5 separate regions of the Homo sapiens genome follow, and all the other regions are linked to region 1. The links are chromatin loops, found by intact Hi-C in ENCODE. Cell type or tissue: ascending aorta. All regions are shown on one strand. Region 1 overlaps PDLIM1 (PDZ and LIM domain 1). Region 2 has its middle 18 kb from the start of PDLIM1. Region 3 overlaps LOC107984257 (a long non-coding RNA gene). Region 4 has its middle 40 kb from the start of SORBS1. Region 5 overlaps SORBS1 (sorbin and SH3 domain containing 1).

The links. Peaks named below come from ENCODE experiments on the same cell type or tissue, not always from the same donor. Only the 100,000 strongest peaks of a DNase experiment are listed, where the experiment ranks them.
Region 2: a loop joins it to region 1, with 2.5 times the contacts of the local background. A loop is called at or near these places in 27 of 110 quality-filtered maps.
Region 3: a loop joins it to region 1, with 2.7 times the contacts of the local background. A loop is called at or near these places in 31 of 110 quality-filtered maps.
Region 4: it touches region 1 in a loop (2.5-fold over the local background); 28 of 110 quality-filtered maps call a loop at or near these places.
Region 5: a loop joins it to region 1, with 2.7 times the contacts of the local background. A loop is called at or near these places in 8 of 110 quality-filtered maps.

The regions. Positions count from the first base shown.
Region 1 is chr10:95,243,764-95,248,763 of GRCh38, forward strand. It overlaps PDLIM1 (PDZ and LIM domain 1), which reads right to left. Exons shown (of 7, transcript NM_020992.4): 5 at 3,452-3,603. Among named protein-coding and RNA genes, the nearest start is that of PDLIM1, 45 kb to the right of the region's middle. RefSeq lists an enhancer at 1,650-1,709. In ascending aorta, a CTCF peak has its summit at 2,947 (motif pointing right); a DNase peak (open chromatin) is centred at 2,978; H3K27ac peaks cover 2,080 bases.
Region 2 is chr10:95,306,057-95,311,056 of GRCh38, forward strand. No RefSeq gene overlaps it. Among named protein-coding and RNA genes, the nearest start is that of PDLIM1, 18 kb to the left of the region's middle. RefSeq lists an enhancer at 4,095-4,274. In ascending aorta, no CTCF peak of the experiment used is centred here; a DNase peak (open chromatin) is centred at 2,895; H3K27ac peaks cover 3,850 bases.
Region 3 is chr10:95,130,722-95,135,721 of GRCh38, forward strand. LOC107984257 (a long non-coding RNA gene) reads right to left here. Exons shown (of 10, transcript XR_007062253.1): 7 at 1-5,000. Among named protein-coding and RNA genes, the nearest start is that of ACSM6, 61 kb to the right of the region's middle. In ascending aorta, a CTCF peak has its summit at 2,402 (motif pointing right); a DNase peak (open chromatin) is centred at 2,390.
Region 4 is chr10:95,598,557-95,603,556 of GRCh38, forward strand. No RefSeq gene overlaps it. Among named protein-coding and RNA genes, the nearest start is that of SORBS1, 40 kb to the left of the region's middle. In ascending aorta, a CTCF peak has its summit at 2,786 (motif pointing left); a DNase peak (open chromatin) is centred at 2,745; H3K27ac peaks cover 439 bases.
Region 5 is chr10:95,332,206-95,337,205 of GRCh38, forward strand. SORBS1 (sorbin and SH3 domain containing 1) reads right to left here. Exons shown (of 33, transcript NM_001034954.3): 30 at 4,316-5,000. Among named protein-coding and RNA genes, the nearest start is that of PDLIM1, 44 kb to the left of the region's middle. In ascending aorta, no CTCF peak of the experiment used is centred here; DNase peaks (open chromatin) are centred at 2,016 and 2,486; H3K4me3 peaks cover 644 bases; H3K27ac peaks cover 5,000 bases.

The sequences.
Region 1 (5,000 bases):
ATACTCTGCCTTAAAATGGAAAGAATTTCTGACACATGCTACATGGATGAACCCCGAGGATATTAAGCTAAGTGAACTAAGCCAGGACCAAAAGGACAACTACTGCATGACACCACTTATACAAGGTATTTAGAGTAGTCAAATTCATAGAGACAAGCAGGAGGGTGGTTACCAGGAGCTGGAAGGAGAGAGGAATGGTGAAATACTCTTTAATGGGAATAGTTTCAGTTTTGCAAAATAAAAGAGTTCTATGGATGGATGGTGGTGATAGTAGCACAATCACATAAATGTACTTAATACCACTAAATTGTACACTTAAAATTTGTTAAGATGGTAAATTTTATATTAAGTATATTTCACCATTTTTCTTAATATAACGGCTTCTTCTGCCTGCAAGTTTTGGAATTTGATCCAGAACAAGATGAAGGTGAGGAACCAAGGGCCCCTTTCTCCTAGTCTAGAAGCTGAATTTTACCCAAAATGAGACAGCTTGTGTTGGGTCTTCAAGGTTTATGACCAAATACTGCTGTAGCCAAGCTTCCTTCAGGGAGGGGCCTTACTCACTGTGCACCTGGCAGTTTACAGACGTGGCTTTACTTAACCCTGTAAACAATCCCATGAGGTCCTGGCTATTAGCTTCAATGGATCTGTGCAGAAACTAGAGCTTAGAAAGGCAAGCAACTTGCTGGAGGTGTCACAGCAGGTCAGAGGCAGATCCTGGATGCCAGTGCTCTTTCTGCCCTGCAGCACTGCTTTCTGAACCAGAGGCGTTTCTGAATGACAGGACCTCTCATCAACTGCTTTTACTACCTTAACCTTTCACCATTTTATCTCAAATAAAAACAGGCATTTGGGGCCGGGTGCAGTGGCTCACATCTGTAATCCCAGCGCTTTGGGAGGTCCAGGTGGGCAGATCACCTGAGGTCACAAGTTCAAGACCACCCTGGCCAACATGGAGAAACCCCATCTCTATTAAAAATACAAAAATTATCTGGGCATGGTGGTACACATCTGTAATCTCAGATACTTGGGAGGCTGAGGCAGGAGAATCGCTGCAACCTGAGAAGCGGAGGTAGCAGTGAGCCGAGATCATGCCACTGCACTCCAGCCTGGGCAACAGAGCAAGACCCTGTCTCAAACAAAAACAAAAACAAAAACAAACAGGCATTTGGGTTCCTTCCCCGAAGAGCCTTCTGCATGTAAAGAATGTTTAGAATGGAATTTATCCTGTTACTGTCAGTAAAGATTTAATGCGGGTACACAGTAAGAGATACAGGAGAAACTACAAGATTTGCTATCTCCCTCTTCCCTTCCAGCAGAATCTTGATTCTCTTTGGGGCAAGAACCATCCAGACTAAGGGCTAAAATTTTTTTTAAAAAGAATCCTAATTCCCAGACTCTCGTTTAACTAGGTGTAGCCAGGTGACTAAATCATGGTCAATAAAATGGAAGAGTAGTGTGGGACTTCTGGGAAGGAGAAAGCTGGCTCATCTGAAATTGGAACTCCCCGGTTAGCATTATCTCCCTTCTTCCTCCCTGTCACCTGGGGGTAAGCATGATGGTTGGAACACCAGCTGCTAACCAGGACCACGAAGTAACCTTGGGAATAGAAGCCACAAATTTGGGTGCTGGAGTGCCGGATAGGAGTCCAGATCTTGAAGAGCATGGAGCTTCCAAATCCATGCTCAGGTCCTTCTCTGTGAGCTGAGATGAGCTCTGCAGCATGTCTAGTTGGGCACGGATGAACTTGACCTTGCCTCTCATTGAAGGGTTTCACATCCACGTAAGAGTGAAATAAGTTGTGGTTTCTCACATGTTTTTACAAAGCTATCATCCTCAAGGGTTGGCCCCCAAGTTGTTTGTCAGGCAAAGCTAATACTGGAACTTGATACGAAGTATGGCTCATTACTTCCCAGCTGCTCAGCTACTCCAAGCAAAAGAGGAAAGCAGTGGTAGAACAGTATCATTTTAGCATAAAAGAAGCACATGCAAACACATGGCCCATGGTTTCCTAATTTCCTATGGTTGTAAACTGCCACTCTCTCTAAAGAAATCACACAAATGGGGAGGAAGCCCAGGTGTCGGGTGTGTTCAGAAGAGAACTTTCTTATCAGAAAGGGCTCCCCAGGAAGCTGAATCTTCGGCTGCGGACTTTGAGGAGGGAGGTTCATCTTCCAGAGGGCACAAGCCTCTCAGCCAACATGCCAATCCCTTTGCAGCCTGGCTGAGGCAGGTCTCACACTCACCATCACAAGGTGTCCCCTCACTGGAGCATCCACTGTCTCTTTGCAGATGGGTCCATGAGAGAGATAGAGGGCATAGAAAACAAGACCCCACTGAAGTGCCCAAGCCTCAAGAAAGGAAGAGAGAGTGTGGAGGACTGGGCATCACAGGGACCAGGAAAGGGTACAAAACCCAGCTCTCTGGAAAAGACTGCCCATGAGCATCACAGGAGGTGCTGATGAGGAACTACCAGGGAAGAAGCGGGTGTGAGGGCTGCTGATCATCTTTGTGAGGGGAATAAAGCATCCCTTCTTCAATACATCCACCTGTCACAATTTCTCGACGTATAGCATTGTTATTAAGTGAAGATACTTTTACCACTGTCCACTTAAACATGATCATAATAAATGTACGTTACATAATGTCTTCAGTGAGAAGCATGTCTCCTGAGACCTGCAGAACCCTACGGGGTGACCCTGGGTGCCTCAACATCAAAGCTCACCCCAAGGACAAGAAAGCCTCTTCATGACATTTCAAACACCACAATAACTATGAAGCGAGTACTCAGTTACGATGATGGATGTTTTACACAACTTATGCCATTTCATGACCATGATAATCTTAGAGGAAAGGAGTTTTATCCCTGATGGACAGATGAGAAAACAGACCTGGGAAGGTTGAGATTTGCCAAAGGTCACAGAATAAGAACATGGCCACAAGGGGGAGCTCTTGGGCCCTCAAGAGGCCACCCACCTTAGAGCAAATGCAAACACATGCCCCCAAGCAAAGCCAGCCCCTGGCTTCACCGAGCACTAATTCATTCTCATTCTGCTGCTCATTGCCCATGGCCTTCATCACTGAAGTTCCTCAGCCACTACCAAGGTATTGTTTCTGGGCTCAAAGCAAATAAATGGCCAAGGGACAGACCAACAGGCTCCCACAGCAGTCAGGCTCACCCCAACCTTAGCATCCTCTTGCACATGTGACAGGACACAGTTGGCCAGGCCTGGAGTTTCTTAAATACAGACCCAGATGGGAAAATGTGGTCAGCACTCTCTTCCTCTCTCTCTCTCTCTCTCCCTCTATCTCTTTTTAAAGAATTTCAGCATTTTAAAAGCCCATGCCCTCCAAAGCAGGCTCCAGAGTGTGTTCACCTGTGCTTCCACAATGACTGACTCTCACATCTGACCTTGAACAAGAGCCTCTGACTGCAGATGGAGCTGATTACCTTTTTCTTCAGACTCCAGGATTTCCTGCAAAACCAAGAAAGACGTGGACTGTTTCGGGGGCTCATTCAACTCCTGTTTCTCCTGAAGCATCTTGTAAACTTCAGATTCTTTGTCGATGACAAGGCTGCTTGGAGGCTGAGCATGGTCTAAGCTGTAAAGAATGTTTGAAAAATTGATTAGGACATGACAGAAGTTAAAAATAACTTCACCAGGAACCTCCTCCAGGCAGACACTGCTGATTTGAAGGATGGATAGAAATGATCTCAAAGCCCTCTCCTAAATCAGCCACAGACCTGCTGCCAGCACAGTGAAACTGAGATGTCTTTGTAGTCAGAGCTGGCTGCTGCTTCAATGCAATCAGAGGCTCTTCTTCTAAATAGCTTCAGTAGCTCAATTACTTTTTGGCCTAATCCAGTGGAATGAGAATGCTCTATCTCTTTATAAATTCCATCAGCAGCATTATGTCCAGAGAAAATTTAGAGAAAAAAAAATGTCAACCACAAGCCAACCATGAAGAACTCAGCCGGGTCCCCCTTGTATGGGCCACAAACATTGCTTGCACAAGCAGGAATCATAGTGTTATTCATTCCCGACGATCTCACAGTGCTTTCCCTGTCTATAAATACTTCCTGATTCTCAAGGCCAGGCACTTGGGTCTCCTCACCTATAACACAGAGGTAACAGTACTTTCCTTGCCTGGTTCACAGTTTGGTGGTAAGGATGGGACACGCAAGTGCTTTGTGAACTGTTGATGTTCAGGCCCAGGGACTGGGCAAGCCAGGCCTTGTCTTCCCCACCTTCCTCCTGTCATGCTGGGTGACCCAGAACAAGATAAGACAGGCAGAGCCTGCCTCTTTCCCTGAGGGCTCCACTTTCTAAGCAGTGGACGGTGACAGGGAGGTAGTCTCTCATCAGCTATACCTGTAAATCTATCCTCCATCTGACCCCTTCTCACCTCCCCACCTCCCCCAGGTCCAAGCCATGCCATGCTTAGGCCAAAGTGATGGCCTCTATTCAAAATATCAGAGTGATATTTTTTGTTTTTTAGAGACAGGGACTCACTCTGTCACCCAGGCTGGAGTACAGTGGTGCAATCACAGGTAACTGTAACCTCGAACTACTGGCCTCAATAGATAAATCCTCCTGCCTCGGCCTCCTGAGTGGCTAGGACTACAGGTGTGCCACCATCCCCCGCTGATTTTGTCATTATTTTGTAGAGACAGAGTCTTGCTGTGTTGCCCAGGCTGGTCTCAAAGTCCCAGCCTCAAGTGATCCTCCAGCCTCGGACTCCCAAAGCGCTAGGATTATAGGCATGGGCCAGAGTGCCTGGCCTAGAATGATATTTTAAACATGAATCAGACTGTGTCATGCTGTGGCTCAATGTATTCTCATTTGACTTAGCACAAAATATTTAGTTTTAATACTAAAATATATGTTTAATCAAATTCAACTTTTTTGGAGTAAATGTTATCACAGAGGAGAAAGTCCCTCACATATGTGACCCAAACTTCTCCCTCCACACACATCCCCTGCCAGCCCTGGCCCACT
Region 2 (5,000 bases), 62 kb after region 1:
AGAAACTGAGGGAAGAGGCAGGAAGATCTCACAGAAACCTAAGAAAAAGATACAGAAAGGACTTGCTTACAAAACCCACCCCTGGTTGGCTACTTCAAAGCCACTCCCAGTCCTCTCTGCCTGGTCCACTTCCTCGAAGCAATTTCTTAGTAGTTAGGAGTAGCCCCATGGTCACCTCTAGCCAATGAGATGCGGGGTGGGTTGGTGGGGGGTGCTTTTGGAAAAGATTTTTCTTCCCTGATGAGGGAAAACTTGCAAAGATAAAACCTCTGTCCTGTGTTGTTGCTCCCTGCTTCCAACCTTCAAAAGCAGTTGTATGAGGATGTGGTGCTTGGAACTGCCATGGTAGCCAGATTGCCATTATGAGACAAAGGCCAGGGGACATACTAACCCAGAGCCCTGTCTTCTTTTCCACGAGATAATGAGACACATCTGCGTCACATAAGCTGGCATTTATTCGGCCATATGTTACTGCAGCTGGAGTTATTCTTAATTGACACAGAAAATAAGAGTGCAAATTTTTGTTCACTTTTAGCTTTGCAGATCTATAACACCACATATGGGAGCCACAGTGCAGGTGACAAAGGGTTCAGACTAGTGGTCAGGCAATACAGGTTCGAGGCCGGACCACACTTCTGAGAGGTTTGTGAGTGCTGGAGAATAAGATGACATGAAATTGGCAGATTTCTTCTATGCCATTGCTGCTGTCTCGGCTCTGGCAGAAGACTGACCAAGGAGGGACATAGACCTTTAATGCAACTTTCAATGTTCAAGCACGTAGTAGGTGCTCATCTAATGGTTATCACTATTATTCAATGAGGTTGCTTTTGAAGATGTTATAGTCTTTTGGTAAGCTTTAGGTGATCCAGAGGTATACTGGTCCACAGTCTTGTCCCAGCTCTGTGCCTTGCAGGCAGTAGAGTGTGATCAATGGAAAGGACCCTGGCTTTGGAGTCAGACTGAAGCCATGTACTTGCACATATACCCTGGGGCTGAACTCCTTTGAGTCTCAGTTCCCTCACCTGTCAGTGGAGATAAGAATACCTTCCTCACCGAGGTGCTATTAAAAGATAACACATGGAAAGTGCTGGTATACAGTAGGCAATAGAATGACTGGGGAGCTCCAATGTGGACATTGCAGATTGCCTTCCAAACATCCTTTTTCTTCCTCCTTCCTAGAAGGATCTCACTTTGGTCCAGGCATCTTTCCCTCCTAGATGAAAAAACTCAAGACAGCCTATGTGGCATTTCTGAGGTCTCACAATGTATGTAAGCCTAAGAGGCATTTGAACTCAGGTCTTCAGACTGCCAGCCCATTGTTCTTTCCAATACTTCTCCTTTTTTCAGGAATTAGTGCATGTATCCAACACAACAAAATACCAGAACTTAGAAGTTCTAAACTGTAGTCCACTCCTCCTCAAGTGAGTGATCCAAGCATGAGACAAAAGCCACAAAGGTTTTTCTTTTTTTCTTTTTTTCTGAGATGGAGTCTCACTCTGTCACCCAGGCTAGAACACAGTGGCACAATCTCGGCTCACTGCAACCTCTGCCTCCAGGTTCAAGCGATTCTTGTGCCTCAGCCTCCCGAGTAGCTGGGATTACAGGCACCCACCACCATGCCCGGCTAATTTTTGTATTTTTAGTAGAGACAGGGTTTCACCACATTGGCCAGGCTGGTCTCGAACTCCTGACCTCGGGTGATCCACCCACCTCGGCCTCCCAGAGTGCTGGGATTACAGACATGAGTCACCATGTCTGGCCAAAAGCCATAAAGGATTTTACAACCTAACCTTGGAAGTGATATGCTGTCACTTTTCTGCAACATTCTATTGATCACACAGACCAACCCTCATAGAATGGGGAAGGGGATCACACAAGAGCCTGAATACCAAGAGGTGAGGGTGACTGGAGGCATCTTTGGACGCTGACTACCACAAGCAGCTTCACATCATTTGAAAATAGTTCTGACATTATGAATCTCCTGAAAGGGCTTGGAGATTCCAAAGTGACCATGAACCAAGCTTTGAGATCATCGATTTACATTATGCTACTATTGAAGATGATTTGATCTCCCTTTTGCAGATTCGTCTGTTTGTCAGATATTACTTGAAAAACAAGTAAACCCTAAAGGTAGAGAGACTCTTAATCTACTCAATATTTTGCCCCTGACAAGGCTAGAGTGAGGGTCCTGGAAGACCAGTGCAGTTGTCCTCCGGGACAGACTTCATAGTGTCACACGGTCATTCAGAGCTTCTCATTATGGATTTTTGCATCTATGGATTTATCTTAAATGTTCTATAATATTTTCAATCTGAACCACTTTGTTGGCTAATTTGTTCCAAAAATTACCTGTATCAAGTGATAAGTTCTTTGATTTGTCCTAAAAGACCTGGTTAAGTGTTCCTGAGACAGATGTGGTTTCTATGTGCTAAGACTTGGAAAAATACTCCCACGTACAACTCATCCAAACATCCTCTGTGACTTCTGAGACATCAACTTTGTTCCCTTCCATTAGAGTCTGATATTTTTAGCATGAGATACGGTTGTGCTGTGCCCCCCTGGTCGCATTGGCCCCCTCCTCTGGGACTTCTCCTCCCACTGTATTCTTGTCAAGACCTTGGCTAGCAAAACTTCAGCACATAGCCTGCTTTCAACTACACTGAAGTTTATACTGGGACAGGACAATAGTGTTCCATTTTCAAAGTGTGTTACAATAACTCTCCAAGTCCAGTGGACCATTGAGCTGTTATCTGTCCAGTTTCCTTTTCCCCTTCTTAGAGCAGACACCCCTTCGCCCAGCCACTCCTCTCCCTCATTCTTTGAGGTTTTGGTTGAGCTGCCAATTCACCCACCTCGGCCTCCCAGAGTGCTGGAATTACAGGCGTGAGTCACCATGCCTGGCCAAAAGCCACAAAGGTTTTTACAAGTAAAGTTGCCTCTTTAGTCAAAGTGATTAGTCTAGGGAAGAGTAAATATCCAGGCTGGGCCTGCCAGCATCTGGAGTTGTTTTCAGGGAAAGCCAAATAGGAAGGTCCTTTTGCCTTGAGAATTTGGAGTCAGAGAGCTGGAAGGAGGCTGGAGCAGCTTGCAGCCATGTTTCCCACTGCTGCATTCAGTAGGTGAAAATGTAGCCAAACAAAACGCCAAGAATAAGACAAATACTGATGAGAAAGTTTGAGTCTCTGGATTAACTCCTGACTGAGACTAGTTCTAACGCCCTTTGGTATGTCTCAGCCAATGCAGTAGTGTTAGGTTTTGTTTTGTTTTTGTTTTTTTGTGAGATGGAGTGCAGTGGCACGATCTCGGCTCACTGCAATCTTTGCCTCCCGGGTTCCAGCGATTTTCCTGCCTCAGCCTCCTGAGTAGCTGAGATTACAGGCACACGCCACCACGCCTGACTAATTTTTGTATTTTTAGTAGAGATGGGGTTTCACCATATTGGTCAGGCTGGTCTCAAACTCCTCTCCTCAGGTGATCCGTCCACCTCGGCCTCCCACAGTGTTGGGATTACAGGCGTGAGCCACTGCGCCCGGCCTAAGCTTCTACCATTTAATCATTGAAAGGGCCCTCCCACAATTGACTCTTTGGGCCGTAATTATATTGGGAGAGATCTGCTCTCCGCAGGAGCATGTATTGAGATAAAATAACAGAGGGCTGAGGATGCAGTGAAGATCTAGAAAGAGGATGAAGAAGGGGTTGGCCAGTCAAAAGCGGGTGAACCAAGGAGCCCCAATTCATGGAAGCGGACAATGTAGTAGTTTTAATTGGGTGGTGGGAAACACACTTCCATGGACTTGGTGGGAGTATAATTGGAATTTTTGGGAAGTCAATTTGGAAATCTCTTAAGGTTTGAAATGTTCCTGCTCTTTAAGCCAATAATTTTACTCAAAGCAGCATTGTTGTTGTAAAAAGCTGGCAATAACCTTAAATACCTGCATCATCAATAGAGGATGGGTTAAGTAAGTTATGGAAACATGTCCAAGTTCTACTAAAGGAAAGTAAAAGTGTATGAGACTACATAAAGCATTTTAGAGACGTGTGTGTTTAGTATGTGTAGAAAAGCAAGCTGGGAGGACCATATATAGGAGTGATCTCTGTGAGGAGTGTTATTATGGAGAACTTTCACTTTCTATGTTTGTATGAAACCAGCATAATTTGAAAGATTAATTCATTGTTTCTGCCACTGTAAGAAAATGGTTTCCCTTCTTTCATTGTTGGTAGAACATATTCTGAGTTCTAGGATCTCTGGCCTCAAGGGCTTATTTATCTGTTTATTTGATAAACAAAGGATTGAGTGCCACATTAGACTCTCTTCTTGGTGCCAGGCATATATTAGCAAAACAGAGTCACTAACCCCATGGATTTTACAGGATTGCTTGTGGAGACAAATTTCAGATGGTGATAAGTGTTATGGAGAAACAGAGGAGGAAGAGGGGGATGGAATGCAGGGGGTGGGGACAATAGGTTCCTAGATGTATGTAAAGTAGTCACGAAAAGCCTCATTGAGAAGACAACAGGAAGACCTAAAGGAGGAAGAAAACCATGCAGCTCTTGGGGAAAGGGCCTTCCAGGCACAGGGGATTGCAAACATGAAGACCCTGAACCTCAAATGTGCTTAATGAGTCTGAGGCCATAAAGAGGGCTGTGTGGCTGGAATGAAGGAGATGAATTCAGGGGTTAGGGGGAGGGGAGGAGCAGTATGTCTATGGACTTGCCATTGTACCACATTAGCGAGATGAGAAGCCACTAGAGGGTTTTGGACCAACGTTAAGATGATCACTGTGGTTGCTCTGTCTAGACTAGAGGGGCAATAGCAGAAGCAGGGAGGCCAGTTAGACAGTTATTGCGATGATCCAGGTGAGAGAAAATGGCTTGGGCTACGATGGTAGAAATGGCTGGGTTCTAAATGTAGTTAGGAGGTAAGCTGATGGATTTGTTGGAGACAAGGGTTCATAGGGCCTGTGATTCAGGACCTAGTGTTAAGGACTGTCAGACCCTTG
Region 3 (5,000 bases), 110 kb before region 1:
GAGGGACCAGTGGTGGAATTATATGGTTCGGCTGTGTCCCCACACAAATTTCATCTTGAATTCACATGTATTGTGGGAGGGACCTGCTGGGAGGTAATTGAATCATGGGGGCAGGTTGTTCCTGTGCTGTTCTTGTCATAGTGAATAAGTGTCATGAGATCTGATAGTTTTAAAAAGAGGAATTTCCCTGCACATGTTCTTCTCTTTGCCTGACACCATCCATGTAAGATATGACTTGCTCCTCCTTGCCTTCCACCATGATTGTGAGGTCTCCCAAGCCATGTGAAACTGTGAGTCCAATTAAACCTCTTTCTTTCTTTTGTAAATTGCCTAGTCTTGGGTATATCATCTTTATCAGCAGTGTGAAAAACAGACTAATACACTCTGGAAGTTGCTTTTCTAGTCTTGGGGAATCATTCCCTTTGGGCCTTCCTGATATGATTGCTAGAAGGGCTGGGTGAATTGTGCAATGCTTGCAAAGGTCTGGGTTTTCTCATAGGGCAAAGAAATCTTGTATATAATGGACCTTGGGCCATTTTCCCTCCCATATGGAGAAAAGATCTAATTCTTGGACACAATTTAAATTAAAGCTTCCTTCCACAGTTTAGGCTGTTTCAAGTGGGTAAGAAGGCCACACCTTTGTGGGAAAAAAAAAGCCACTTTTCTTCATATCTCAGGGTAAAAAGAGTCCCAGTGTTTTCAAATGCACTCCAGAGGACTACAGGCCGAAGATGATCTGTTACTCATCTAGAAATGGAAGCATGAAAAAGATGTCCCTTTAGTCTCCTTCCTATTGGTGTGACCTAGGGTGGAGGGGAAGACAGTGGTGGCATGCTCCACCTACTGATTTCCCTCCTTGGCTCCTGAGTACCAGCACCTTATTTAATGTGCTGCCCATGGCTGCATTCTTGCAACCCTGCAGCCATTTAAAAATACAGGACCAGAGGAACTAAGCAATTGAGATTAGTCATGCTTACCCATGTGACTCTAGTCCTCCACTTGTGATTTCCCTTTGACTTCCTAGACTTATGTGGCCTCTGTGGCTCCTAGAAGGATGGATCTTGGGAAAAACTATAATATTTGCATTTGAGCAAGGCTCCTTTAATGGATAGTGCATGCTAGATTGAACTCTATATCCTGCTTATTATGGCCCATGTTAAAGCGTTTACCCTTAGAGAATGGTTCCAATTAACTTCCAAACTTGAAATCCCCTTGCTGATTGCCATTCTAACTGGTGTGAGATGGTATCTCACTGTGGTTTTGGTTTGCATTTCTCTGATGGCCAGTGATGATGAGCATTTTTTCATGTGTCTGTTGGCTGCATAAATGTCTTCTTTTGAGAAGTGTCTGTTCGTATCCTTTGCCCACTTGTTGATGGGGTTGTTTGTTTTTTTTCTTGTAAATTTGTTTGAGTTCTCTGTAGATCCTGGATATTAGCCCTTTGTCAGACAAGAGGGTTGCAAAAATTTTCTCCCATTCTGTAGGTTGCCTGTTCACTCTGATGGTAGTTTCTTTTGCTGTGCAGAAAGGATCTAGAACTAGAAATATCATTTGACCCAGCCATTCCACTACTGGGCGTATACCCAAAGGATTATAAATTATGCTGCTATAAAGGCACATGCACACGTATATTTACAATAGCAAAGACTTGGAACAAACCCAAATGTCCATCAATGATAGACTGGAGTAAGAAAATGTGGCACATAGACACCATGGAATACTATGCAGCCATAAAAAAGGATGAGTTCATGTCCTTTGTAGTGACATGGATGAAGCTGGAAACCATCATTCTCAGCAAACTATCAATCACAAGAACAAAAAACCCAACACCACATGTTCTCAGTCATAGGTGGGAATTGAACAGTGAGAACACTTGGAACAGGAAGGGGAACATCACACACTGGGGCCTGTCATGGGGTGGGGGTAGGGGAGAGGGATAGCATTAGGAAATATACCTAATGTAAATGACGAGTTAATGGGTGCAGCACACCAACATGGCACATGTATACATATGTAACAAACCTGCACGTTGTGCACATGTACCCTAGAATTTAAAGTATAATTAATTTAATTAAAAAAGAAAAAGAAAAAAAATCCCCTTACTATTTCAGTACCATTTTAATTGGAGGCAGAATAGGTGCCTTAAAAGAACATAGGGACCAAATGGCAGTTTTCTAGTTGATGGGACAGTATCGAAACTAAACAACTTTGTCTTTGGAGGACATTTTACTCCTAATTGTTGTTGAAGGCAGAGTTTTCCTGTTCACAGAAGCAGCATGAAGCCTGGTCTCTAGCAGAGGGGCACAAAAAGGGAGGAGAATTTGGAGGCTAGAGTGTTTTGGCAGAGGACCAACAATGTGCTTCATGGAGAGAATTCCCATCCCACTAGGTGGCGCTGTTGACCTTGAAATGCCATGTGATCTCTAGACTAAGGGCACAGGGTGACCATGACATGTCATGTGCTCTCCATACCAAGGGCAGAGAGTGAACTTCAAATGCCATGTGCTCTCCAGACAAGGGTAGAGTGTTACCTGGAAATGCCATATGCTCTCCAGACCAAGGGCAGAGAGTGACTTCACTGTGATGAGGGACCCTCTATTCCTAGAAAATTACAACGGCATTCCCTTGAGCTACACCTTCAGTTACTATGGCATTTCCTGATCTTACCTAACAAGATTACTTCCCTGAACTGTAAAATTGCTGTGGCATTGCATACAAAGAGAGAGAGGATGGGAGACATGGTGGTTGCAGACAGGAATGGAGGAAATTATAGTATGAAAGCTGGAGATCCTGTTGCTGACACTCTGTCAGGCAGTCAGAGGATGAGGTCAGTCCAAATCCTTTGAACAACACCAGGGAGTAGCTTCCGCCAGAAATCCTCAGTTGCTTCAGAACTTTTTCCAGCCCCATTCAATTGCTAGGTCCTCTGAAAGAAAACTGGTTCAAACATGGCCAATATGCCCAGCAACGTGTGGGTACTGGGGGATTCTACATGTTTTCCCCAGCAAGCCTCTCCCCCATGTCTTGTAAAGCTGGCAGCCATGCTAATTATTTTTAAATGACTGAAGGGAGCCCAGTATTTGGTATGATTTGATTCTAAAATGGAGGCTGAGAGCCTTGAAATGAAAGGACAGAGTTGAGTTTCACTCCTGTATTCAACATTCCAATGAAAGTACCTTGGGATCCTGGACACACCCCCAGTATGAAGATGCATTGTTGTCTAAGGTAAATACCTGAGGTTCATCGTCTTGCAACAAGAAGTCTAAGGGCATGGACACACACAAGGAGTGAGTTTAGGAGTAGAAGTTTTATTTCCAAAGAAAGAGAAAGGAGAATAGCTCTCTCTCTTGTGAGAGAGGGGGCGTCCAAATAAGAATTCTGCCCCATGGCAGAGTGAACCAGATTTTACAGACAGGCTTGAGGAAGCAGTGTCTAATTTACATAGAGCCCACAGATTGGTTGGACCAGGGGTGAGGTTTACATAGTGCATGGGGAAGCTGGCCATCCCATCCTAATCGTCTTATTATGCAAATGGGATCTTTGCTTGACTAATGCCATGTTCCCTGCTCCTTACTGTACATGTGGCTGGCAAAGAGAAGGGAAGATGGAACTGACATTTTGAATGTGCCCAGTCCCAGGCAGCCTTTTCTTATTAGCACAACTGATGGCATTCACCAGTGCAAGCTTCCAGCTTGTTTCTCTATGTCTGCAAGTCATTTTACAGTCTGCTATTTGTAGGAAAAGAAAGTATTTTGGGCTGCTTTTCATTAAAAGGAAAACCTTACTGAGGACTCCTGTGCTCTCACTATCTGCCTAAATAACTTTTTAAAACTCATATATTACTAACATATGTTGCATCTTGGAGAAGTTTCCATATGCATTGAGAAAAATGTGGTTTTTTGTTACTGTTGTGTGGAGTGCTTTGCATGTGTCTGTTAGGTCCAACTGATTATAGTATTGTTCAAGTCCTGTATTTTCTTATCGAAGTCCTGTCTGGTTTTCTTTTCTTCATCATTAAAGAATTTTTTTTGCTGGATAAAGTATTATAGACTGGCAGTTATTTCCTTTTAGCATTTAGATGATATTATTCTATCATCTTCTGAATTTCATTGCTTTTATTTAGAAGTTAGCAATAGTATTGTTACTTTGAAAGGAAATGCATTTTGTTCTCTTTCAATTTTTAGGAACTTTCTTTAATATGTGTTTTATAGTCTTTTGAATATTTTCTGCCTAAACATGTTTTCTTATATCTGGTTTCAGGCTCATAGTTCTCCTCCAATATGTAACCCAATATCTTTAATCTGCTCTGAAAAATTCCAGGTGTTTATCTGTTCAATAGCTTCTTCTCCATTCTATCTTATCTCTCCTTGGGAAGTCTAATTTCAACCTAAGCTCTATAAGCTTCTTCATTGCCTTTTCTCTATATTTTTTTCTTAAGACTGTATGTTGTTTTCTCATTTATTTTCCAATTTATGAATTATTTAGCTATGAAATATCTGGTATTAAACCCATTCATTAAGCAATTCGCTATAGTTAGTGTATTTTTAGTTGCAAAATGTTCATTTAATATTTTAAAATATTTTATATTGTTATGCTGGTATTATTTACCTTTGAATTTATTTCTATATATATGTAGTAACATTTACTGTTATACAACTTTCAGAGAATTCCAAGATTTATGTTAATGTGGGGTTTTATTCTGTTGTCTATATTTTATTCTCAAACTTCTCTATGTGTCTTGTTTTTATTTCTATTTAGACATGGGGTCTCCCTATGTTACCCAGGCATAACTCAAATGCCTAAGCAGAAGCAATGCTCCCATCTCAGCTTCCCAAGAAGCTAGGGCTACAGGCATGCACCACTATACTTGGTATGTCATTTTATTTTTTTGCATATCTAGTTCTTTCATGTTTTCTTTTGCTCTGTTGAAATATAAAATAAATGCAGTTAAGAGCAATCATATTAAGTATAAACATTAATGAATATTTACACGTGTATAA
Region 4 (5,000 bases), 350 kb after region 1:
TCTTTTTGTAGAGACAGGGTCTCACCATATTGCCCAGGCTAGTCTCAAACTCCTGGGCTCAAGCAATCCTCTGCCTAGGCTTCCCAGTGCTGGGATTACAGGTGTGAACCACCATGCCTGGTCTGCACCAATAATTCCCATAGAAAGAAATATTAATAGCTATGAAAATTTTAAAATAAAGTAGAAAACTTAGAAAAGTATAATGACAAATAAAACTCACTTGTCTCACTGCTCAGTAGAAATCACTCATTAGCCGAGCATGGTGGTGTGTGCCTGTAGTTCCAGCTACTCAGGAGGCTGAGGCAGGAGAGTCACTTGAACCCGGGAGGCAGAGGTTGTGGTGAGCCGAGATCGCGCCACTACACTCCAGCCTGGAAAACAGAGCGAGAGTCTCTCTCTCTCTCTCTCTCTCTCTCTCTCTCTCTCTCTCTATATATATATATATATATATATATATATATATATATACACATATATATATATATACACATATATATATATACACATATATATATATATATATACACATACATATATATATATATATATATATACACATATCTTTTTTTTTTTTTTGAGACAGGGTCTCACTCTGTCACCCAGGCTGAAGTGCAATGGCTTGATTATTGCTCACTGTAGCTTTGACCTCCTGGTCTCAGGAGACCCTCCCGCCTCAGCCTCCTAAGTAGCCAGGACTACAGATACACATAACATGTCTGGCTAAGTAAAAAAACAATTTTGTAGACATAGGGTCTTGATATGTTGCCTAGGTTTGTCTTGAACCCCTGTCCTCAAGTGATACTCCAGCCTCAGCTTCCCAAAGTGCTGTGATTACAGTTGTGAGCCACTGTGCCCAGCCCATAATATTATTTGATACATTGTCTTCCAGTCTTTTTCCAACTAAATATATATAATTGAGAAATTTTATTTATACTGTTTTATAGCTTAGTTTTTTCCTATTCAATATTTTCTAGTGCGTCTCGTCTCCACGTCAGTAAATATTCTTCAAAAACAAGAATTTTGGCTGGGTGCCGTGGCTCATGCCTGTAATCCCAGCACTTTGGGAGTCTGAGGTAGGCCGATCATGAGGCTGGGAGCTCAAGACCAACCTGGCCAACATAGCGAAACCCCGTCTCTACTAAAAACACAAAAATTAGCTGAGCATGGTGGCGCGCACCTGTAGTCCCAGCTACTTAGGAGGCTGAGCCAGAAGAGTCGCTTGAACCCGGGAGGCAGATGTTGCAGTGAGTCGAGATCGTGATACTGCACTCCAGCCTGGGCAAGAGAGCGAGACTCAGTCTCAAAAAAAAATAAAAAATATAAAAAAATTAGATACAGGGTCTCACTATATTGTTTAGACTGGTCTCAGACTCCTGGGCTCAAGCGATCCTCCTGCCTTGGCCTCCCAAGATGCTGGAATTACAGGCATGAGCCACCACTCCTGGCCAAGTTATGCATTTACTAGTTAGGGTCAATTTACACCACCAATTTCAATGGAAATCAATATGATTTTTGATATTTGCAAAGAAAGTGGTCCACTTCTTACAAACAGACTTCGGGATGAAAAATGAAGATGAGGCAGACACATCTACAGTGAGGAAACGGATGATGCCTCCTTTTTCCTCATAGGCAACTTGGGGGAGGGGAAAGGAGGTAAGTAAAGGCATGTGGGGGAAGTCAGAGAAGCATCCACACCTGCTCATTATATCAAGTGTCTAGAGACTCTCTAAATAATTCAGACACAGTCGGCTCCCTCCAGGGGCAGGTGTTGAGGAGAGTTTCCAGACAAGCAGCTCCTCTTGCAAAACTGGGGCAGACTGAGGATCTGATTACGTGAAAAGGGGTCCAGTTAGTAGCTATGGCAACCTCCTTCTTCAGCCTTACAACTTGCCTTTGGGATAAGGTACAAGAAGCTTCTGGGAAAACACTACTGCTATGCCCCCTGTGGTGGTGAAGAGTTTTGAAGCTCTGTTGTCTTGGGTTCAAATCCAGGTTCCTCCGCTACAGTGTGATCTTGGGGAATTTACTGATCTTTAGGTTCTATACCTGTAAAATAGGGGTAACAATTCCCCTACTCAGATTATTGTGGCATCATGCATAATTCATCTAGCCCCCTTACTATGATGCTTAGTACATGGTGCTTAGTACATAGTAGATCTGTCCTAAGAATGTCCTCACTTTATGTCCTAGGAATTGATGCTTGGACTTTAAATAAAAGAGAAACGTAGGGCCTGGTGCGGTGGCATGCACTTGTAATCCTAACTATTCAGGAGCTGAGATAGAAAGATTGCTTGAGTCCAGGAGTTGAGTTTGAGACCAGTCTGGGTGACAGAGTGAGACCCCTGTCTCAAAGGGGAAAAAAAAAAGCAATGTTGAAAACTAAGAGAAAGCCATTCCTTAGAATCATAAACAGTAACAGCCAATAGTTATTAAAGGTTAACCATATGCTGAATACCGTGCTGAGTGCTTTACATTTACTCTCGCAAAACCATTTATGGATACGTATCATCAAAATTCAGAGAAGTTAAGACACTTTCCCCAGGTCAAACAACTAGTAGGTGTTAGAATCAAGGTCCAAACCCTATTCTGCCTCTAAACTGAAAAGGCCTGTGCTCTTACCCTGTAAGGAAGAGGATCTCTGGAAGTTATTTTACTGATCCAGCACTTCATTTCCAGGAGAGCAGCCTGAGGATCGGGAGGGGATAATTTGCTGGGCATTGAGGAAGAGCAGGCCGACTTCCTTAGGTCCATGGGACCCGACTGCCCTCTAGCGTTAGAGGAATCCTGGGGCCAGATGGAATAAAGAGCAAGTTGGTTTTCTTAGGTTATGGTGACTCCTCCTGCCTTCAGTATGGGATCATAGCTGCCTAGTTTGGTGTTTTCCTATTGGCCAAAGGGTTTCTCCTAGGGATTAGGGTAAAATAGGCTGTAAAGGGTGGGACTTAAGGATAAGAATTACCTGAATTTAGAGCAGCAATTCTCAGACAGATCAACGTTTGGACCATCAGGTGGAGGGAATGTCTCTTATCCCCAGCATCTGGCACGTAGTGGGTGCTCACTGGATACTGAATGAGGCTTTAAAATCTCATTCTCCCTAATAGCAGAGTTCTGTAAAATAGCAGAGATCTGCAAACTTAAATGAGGTGCCCTTAAGGTAGTTATGAAGTTATTCATCGATTTTTGCCAGAAGTGCTAGTGGAAAAGACATTGTAACATTTAACTCAATTCTACTACAGGAGACTCCACAGGACACTTTCATAAGGAAGAGAGAACAATGACACTCTTCAGTGGTTTAGAAATAAGTTGGGGTCAGGGACGACTTGATCGTCTTAGACTGCCAGCCTCATACCAGTGTCCCTAATGGTCCATGGATCTCAGAGAAAGCCCCCTCCATCTCTATAGCTCTGCCCAAGTAGCCTGTTTCAAAGCTACTCAGTGAGCATCTGTGTGCATTGCACCTTGCTGGGCTCAGTGGGGGATACAAAGACAGATATGCCAGATGTGGCTAATTGTGGCCAACCTGGATGGTGCTTCTTCCATGAGCTAGGTGTCCGGTCCATTATCTGATTATTTACTGACAGGAGTCTTCAAGGTAAGTATTAACTGTCTACTTTTTTCCAAATAAGGAAATTGAGGCTCATTGCAGCAAAAAACAATCCTGCAAATTCCTACAATTTATAGATGGGAGTGCAAGTCATATGACTTCCAAATCCATACTCTTTCCACTATGCCACTCTGGCCAATTCTTTGAAATATTAGGACTCCTTTTCTAAAATGCAGGTATCTCCAAGACAATTATTCCTGTTTTTGTCTGCTTGGGCTGCCATAACAAAATATCATAGACTAGGTGGATCAAACAACAGAAATTTATTTTTCAGTCTGGAGATTGGGAAGTCCAAGATCAAGGTGCTGGCCAGTTCGGTGTCTGGTGAGGGCCCTGCTTCCTAGCTTGCAGGAGACTGTTTTGTCTTCTCACTGTGTCCTCACATGAAGGGCAGGAGGTCAAGGTCTCTAGAGTCTCTTATTTTACTTTTTACTCAACAGTTTGTTGAGAGACGTGGCATCTCTTACGAAAGCACCAATCCCACCATGAGGGCCCCACCCTCACGACCTCATCTAACCCTAATTACCTCCCAAAGGCCCCGTCTCCAAACACCATCACATTGAGGGGTAGGACTTCAACGAAGGAATTTGGGAAGGGCACAAACATTTAGTCCATAACAACCCCCATCAAGCCATCAGTTTAAAAATAGATGGCTTTTCCTATACTTTGTTTCTTACATTTAGCTTTCTCTAGCCTCATTTCCTACTGACCCTTAGTCTGTAGCCTCTGCCTAGGGCAAGTTTACAACTCACTTTTTTTTTTTTTTTGAGACAGAGTTTCACTCTTTTCACCCAGGCTGGACTGCAATGGCACGATCTCATCTCACTGCAACCCCCATCTCCCAGTTCAAGAGATTCTCTTGCCTCAGCCTCCCAAGTAGCTGGGATTACAGGCGCCTGCCACCATGCTCGGCTAATTTTTGTGTTTTTAGTAGAGACAAGGTTTCACCATGTTGGCCAGGCTGGTCTTGAACTGCTGACCTCAGGTGATCCATCCGCCTTGGCCTCCCAAAGTGCTGGGATTACAGGCATGAGCCACTGCACCGGCCTACAACTCACTCTTTCCTCTCCAAAACTGCCTGGGAATTTTGTCTTTTCTCCACCTCTTATGGAGCACTTCAGCTTTCCTATATTAAACCCGCATTACAAAACTCATCAATGAGTTCAAGGGAACAAAAGAGCCTTCCAAGAAAATCTCTTTGGAAAGTCACTAGGGGTAACTGTACCTAACATCGCTACCCCCTAATGTAGTAGCTTACCCGATTTTTATCTTCTCCTCTTCCTCACAAAGAGGATCTTGATTTTTGTTTGAGCAGGAATGTGCCCAGCTGTAAAACTCTACTTCCCAGTCCTTGCAGCTACAGTTGCTCATGTGGCCACAATAAACAGTTCCTCCT
Region 5 (5,000 bases), 88 kb after region 1:
AAGTCAACCACCTCCTCATACTGGGGCTCTGACACCCTGCCTGGCATTTTTTTTTCCTGAAGTCTCCAGACAACCACCTTCCTTCCCGGTTATTATTTCTCCCCATCTTGATCTTCCAGGATGTACTGTTTGTGACTCTCTTTCCTTATTTGCATTGTAACTATTTGGGAACAGGTCTTACTCCCCCGGTGAAGATCCTAAACTCCTTTAGTTGGAGTCAGTCATTGTTTGTCTTTTTTTTTTTTTTGAGATGGGGTCTTGCTCTGTCACCCAGGCTGGAGTGCAGTGGCCCTATCTCTGCTCACTGCAACCTCCGCTTCCTGGGTTCAAGTGATTCTCCCACCTCAGCCTACCAAGTAGCTAGGATTACAGGCATGCACCACCACACTCAGCTGATTTTTGTATTTTTTTAGAAGAGATTTTTGTATTTTTAGAAGAGATGGGGTTTCGTCATGCTGGCTGGTCTTGAACTCCTGACCTCAAGTGATCCGCCTGCCTCAGGCTCCCAAAGTGCTGGGATTACAGGTGTAAGCCACCATGTCTGGCTTGCCTTTTCTTTCATTCAACAAACATTCACTGAAGTGCCTTCCATACATTAGGTATCACGGTCCCGCCTTTGGAGCACTGATACTGTATGGGAACACAGGGAAGCAAAGGGGGCTGAGAGAGGCTCACACAGACCATTGCAGGGGCTATGGCAGCCCAAAGTCAGAGCACTAATCCACTCATGCAGGGGTGGGGGAGGCTGTCAGGAAAGGTGTTAAAGGAAATCAGAATATTTTACCCCAAAATATATTTTTTTGACATATTTTGACATGGCTGTCAGAGAGCCAGCAAAAAGAGGTAGCTCTGCAAAGCTGTCTTTTGTGCAGGAGATTTGTATTTGTAGAGAAAAATCTGCATTGATGCAGCCAGGTTTTCTCTGAGGCTTTCCCTTGTCTAGATCTAGAAAAGATTAACTGGCAGTCTGACACCTTTAAAGGCCTAAAAGGAACATTTACCATCTATTCTCTCCGAGGCTGCTACCTGTGAGCTTTCATCTAAATAACAAGACCCCTTTGCTAGCCAAGCCTTGCTTTTCTCCCTCCCATAACGTGTCTTGCTGCTTAAAATCTGATTTACCACCATAACCTGTCTTTGGCCATCCTCTGAGCCCCCACTCTTCTGTAACCTCAAGATGGTATAAGCTTCTGCACCCCATTGGTTGGGTCTTCATTCTGAAGGCTCCCGTGTCACATAAAACTATGATCGAATAAATCTGTATGCCTTTTCTCCTATTAATTTGCTTCTTGGCCGGGCGTGGTGGCTCATGCCTGTAATCCGAGGAGGCCGAGGCGGGAGGATCACCTGAGGTCAGGAGTATGAGACCAGCCTGGCCAACATGGTGAAACCCCGTCTCTACCAAACAATACAAAAATTACCTGGGCATGGTGGCATGTGCCTGTAGTCCCAGCTACTTGAGGAGGCTGAGGTTGAAGGAGTCTTGAACCTGGGGGCAGAGGTTGCAATGAGATTGTGCCACTGCACTCCAGCCTGGGTGACAGAGTGAGACCCTGTCTCAAAAAAAAAAAAAGAAAGAAAAAAATTTTTGCTTCTTGTCAGTAATTTTTAGGGAAACTTCAAGGATAAGAGGGAAACTTTCCCTTGGCCCCAACAGCTTCCTAGAAGTTACATCTAAATGGAAGCCCTGATGATGTTCACCCCTCTCTATCTCTTGCAGCTAAGTACCTGGAATATCCTAAATGCTTCAAAGAATAAATGATCATAACATTTCAGAATATCTTTTCATTTAAGGTTCTCAGGTAAAATTCCCTCCCATTATTGGTCAGATTCTCAACCTACCTCCCCAATACCTACAATAAAAGTGAACTTTTGTTTCAGCTCTTTAGTTCAGCAAGGAGAATAATGGCTGACAATTTTCTTGATACACAAACTGGTCTGGAATGCATTTTTCCAAATAAGCAACACAGCCTGTGGTCACGTCATCCTGATGGGGCTGCCAGAGAACAGTTGTCATACAAGTCCTTCCCATTTTTAGCATGTCTGTCACCCAAAGGGGGCCCAAGACACAGGAGCCCCTTCTGAAGGACCCCGTTTCCAGAGTTGTCAGCTCCTGCTCCAGCCACAGGAGGGGAAAGTGAGGGGGCTGAAGGGGAGGTGTGGGCAGCAGCCCTTTTCACACAAATGCCAGCTCTCAAGGGGGAGCGAGCCCCAGGCCACAGCCTGTGCACACCCATGGAGAAGGGGCTTGTGCCAGGAGGGCAGGAGGAAGGGAGGGGACAGGAAGTGGTACACTTGGGGTCTGGAGGCCCACCAAGAAAGGAACACCAAGTTTCAACAAGCCTGGCTTTCCAATCAACATAATCTTCAGTGTTGCCAGCTACTCCCCTCCTATCCTGCCTTAGGAAGCAGGAAGCGTATACCCCTAACCTTACTCGGAGATCCGGCACCGTGCGCACTTCCTATACACACAGGATCCTGGAATTGGGCCGGGATGATGACTCAACACTGACGATAAGGATGTCCCCGGGTGCCTTGGGTTGACTTAGAATGTTTATAGAATTGTTCCTGTGTCAGAAACGTTTAATTCTTTTCAACTAGCCACTTCACCATCTCTTCTATTCCTTCCTCAACCTGTTCCAGGGCCAGGCAAAGCCTTTGCCAGGTATTACTGCTTTCCTACAGCCCTCCACAGCAGCGGGTGACCCCACATATGGAGCCTTGGCACATGCCAAGCACCGACTTCCATGAATTACCTCACTGAATCCTTATGACTGCCCTACAAGGGATGGACTGCTTCCACTCCTGCTTAGCATGTGAGAGGTTAAGTGGCTTTCTAGCAAAAGGCTAAGCCTGATTTCTTATAAACTGCCCCATGCCGGCTCACCCTCAGTGATCCCCACTCCTGATGTGCTGGCCCACCCATGGGCCCACATGTGCTTGGCTGGAGCTGGAAGTCTGGCCTAGTGTGTCTCAAGCCTCTGTGCTCCTGTGTCCCCCAAGCATGCCTCTATTATTGCCCTGGTGATATTGCTAGGCTCCTCCTTGTTTTGAGGAGCCTTGAACTTAGGGTTCTCAAGAGGAGAGACAAATGACCTTTGTATTCTGCCCAGAGGCTGGTACCTGCAGGCCTTATTCATAGACTGAATAACTACAGCCTCAAAGGGAAACTGAGGTTGCAAGCCTAAGGGTTAAGCACTATTTACTGTGGACATCAGACATACTAGATACTTAATAAATGGCTTGGAGACATCTTCAGGAACTCAATCTGGGTCTAAGGAAGTTCTAAAAATATTCTCAGTTCTAGAAGCAATTCTAGATCACCCAAGATGGTGGCTCTATAGCTTCCGTTTATAAAGTGCTGACCATGTTCCCAGGATCATAAGCCCTTGTAATCAACCACTCTTTGAGGTAGGTGCTATCATCTCCATTTTACAGATGAGGAAACTGAGTCTCAGACAGGGGAAGCAACTCCCAAGTCACTAGACTGTAAGAGGTGGAGCTGGCATTCAAACCTGGTTGCTTCTGAGAAGTTGCCGAAAGTCTTTGACTTTCGCAGTAGTCAACAGCATAGCCAAAATCAGAATTGTGATTTGTTTAGTTGCTAAGTTCATTTCTCCAAAAAAATTTTCAGGTCTCAAAACACCCTAAGGCTACCTTTGTCCAAATGCTCTCTGGGTCTTTGTAGCTGACCCAGAGAGAAGATGGTACACTCACCCCAAAACCTGGCATGGCTATTCGAGGATACCCCATGTCAGTCAGGGCCCCAGGAGACCTGCATTCTCCTCTCCAGAACCAAAACACCTTTGTTTCATAGCAAACAAAGGCCCCGCGCTCCCACACAAACACGAGACAGGACAAAGACCTGACAGAGCCGAGCACTAGCAGAGCACCATGGGTTATGGAAACAAAGTGCATCTTACATAAAAGCAAACCACACCACACCAAAGCCTGGTGTTCTCAGCTGTGTTAGTCAAAGCAAACTGAGGGTCATCTCTAAGGCATACATGGGATGTGAGGAAGGTCTGCCTTCTCAGAGGCCCTTGCAGCAGGCCAGGAGGCATTCAAAGTAGAGATAACTTCCAAATGACCTCAAGTGGCCAGATATAGCCTGTCCTTTCCCTCCAACTGTATCCAGTCCTGGCACCTGAATTCATGTCCTCCCATTCCCTCTGGGGCCATCTCTTTGCTCCTGAGGCAAGCAAATGGTCTCACCAGCATTCACTTGGCCTCCGTAGATGGACCAGGGGCGAGACGTGCAGCCCACCCTGCCAAGTGAGACGCCAAGTGCACACGCGGCATGCTGCAGTCCTACCTGGCTCCCACCTCTCCGAGCAGCTTTCCTCCCCGCCTGCTCGCCACCTCTATGCCGCTCTGTCTGCTCAGCCTCACTTCCTGGAAAAGCGCTACCCAGGGGCTTGCCGGGCCGGCTCTCCTCAGGGGTGTTGAGATCTGAGAGTCTCTGTTCAGTACTCAGGCACCTGACCACGTCTGAAGGCTTCAAGCAGCTCTTCTTAGAGATCTTGGGTCCACCAGGGCCTCTTTCGCCTGCCCCCCTCTCTGCTTTCCTCTCATATTGTCCACTCTCTTCGCGCCATGGCTGCCTCTTGCTCTGGCTGCTAAAGGCATCACTAAGCTGGGAGATGACACTATCAGAGCTCCCCAGCGGCAGCTGCAAGAAGCTATCTTGGTGGATGCCTGAAGATGGCGTGTGGACACCACCGTCTCCATTCATGTGAAGGGAGGCCTGGGAAGTAGGTGCTAGGGAGTAGGTTTTGTGTGGGGAAGGTAGGGCCAGTGGAGAAGCTACTGATCGTGGGGTGGGACGATCTGACCAACTCAAATGGGGGAGGCTGAGAGACAGGGAGGGACTGGCCCTTGGTGACAAGGCGAGGTGGTCAGTGTTATAGATAGAAGCCTCTGGCAGAGGAGGCAAGGGTGGGGTCAGGGCCAGAGAACGCCTGCCTGGGACCCCCACAGTCAGTGAGATCCACTCAGAG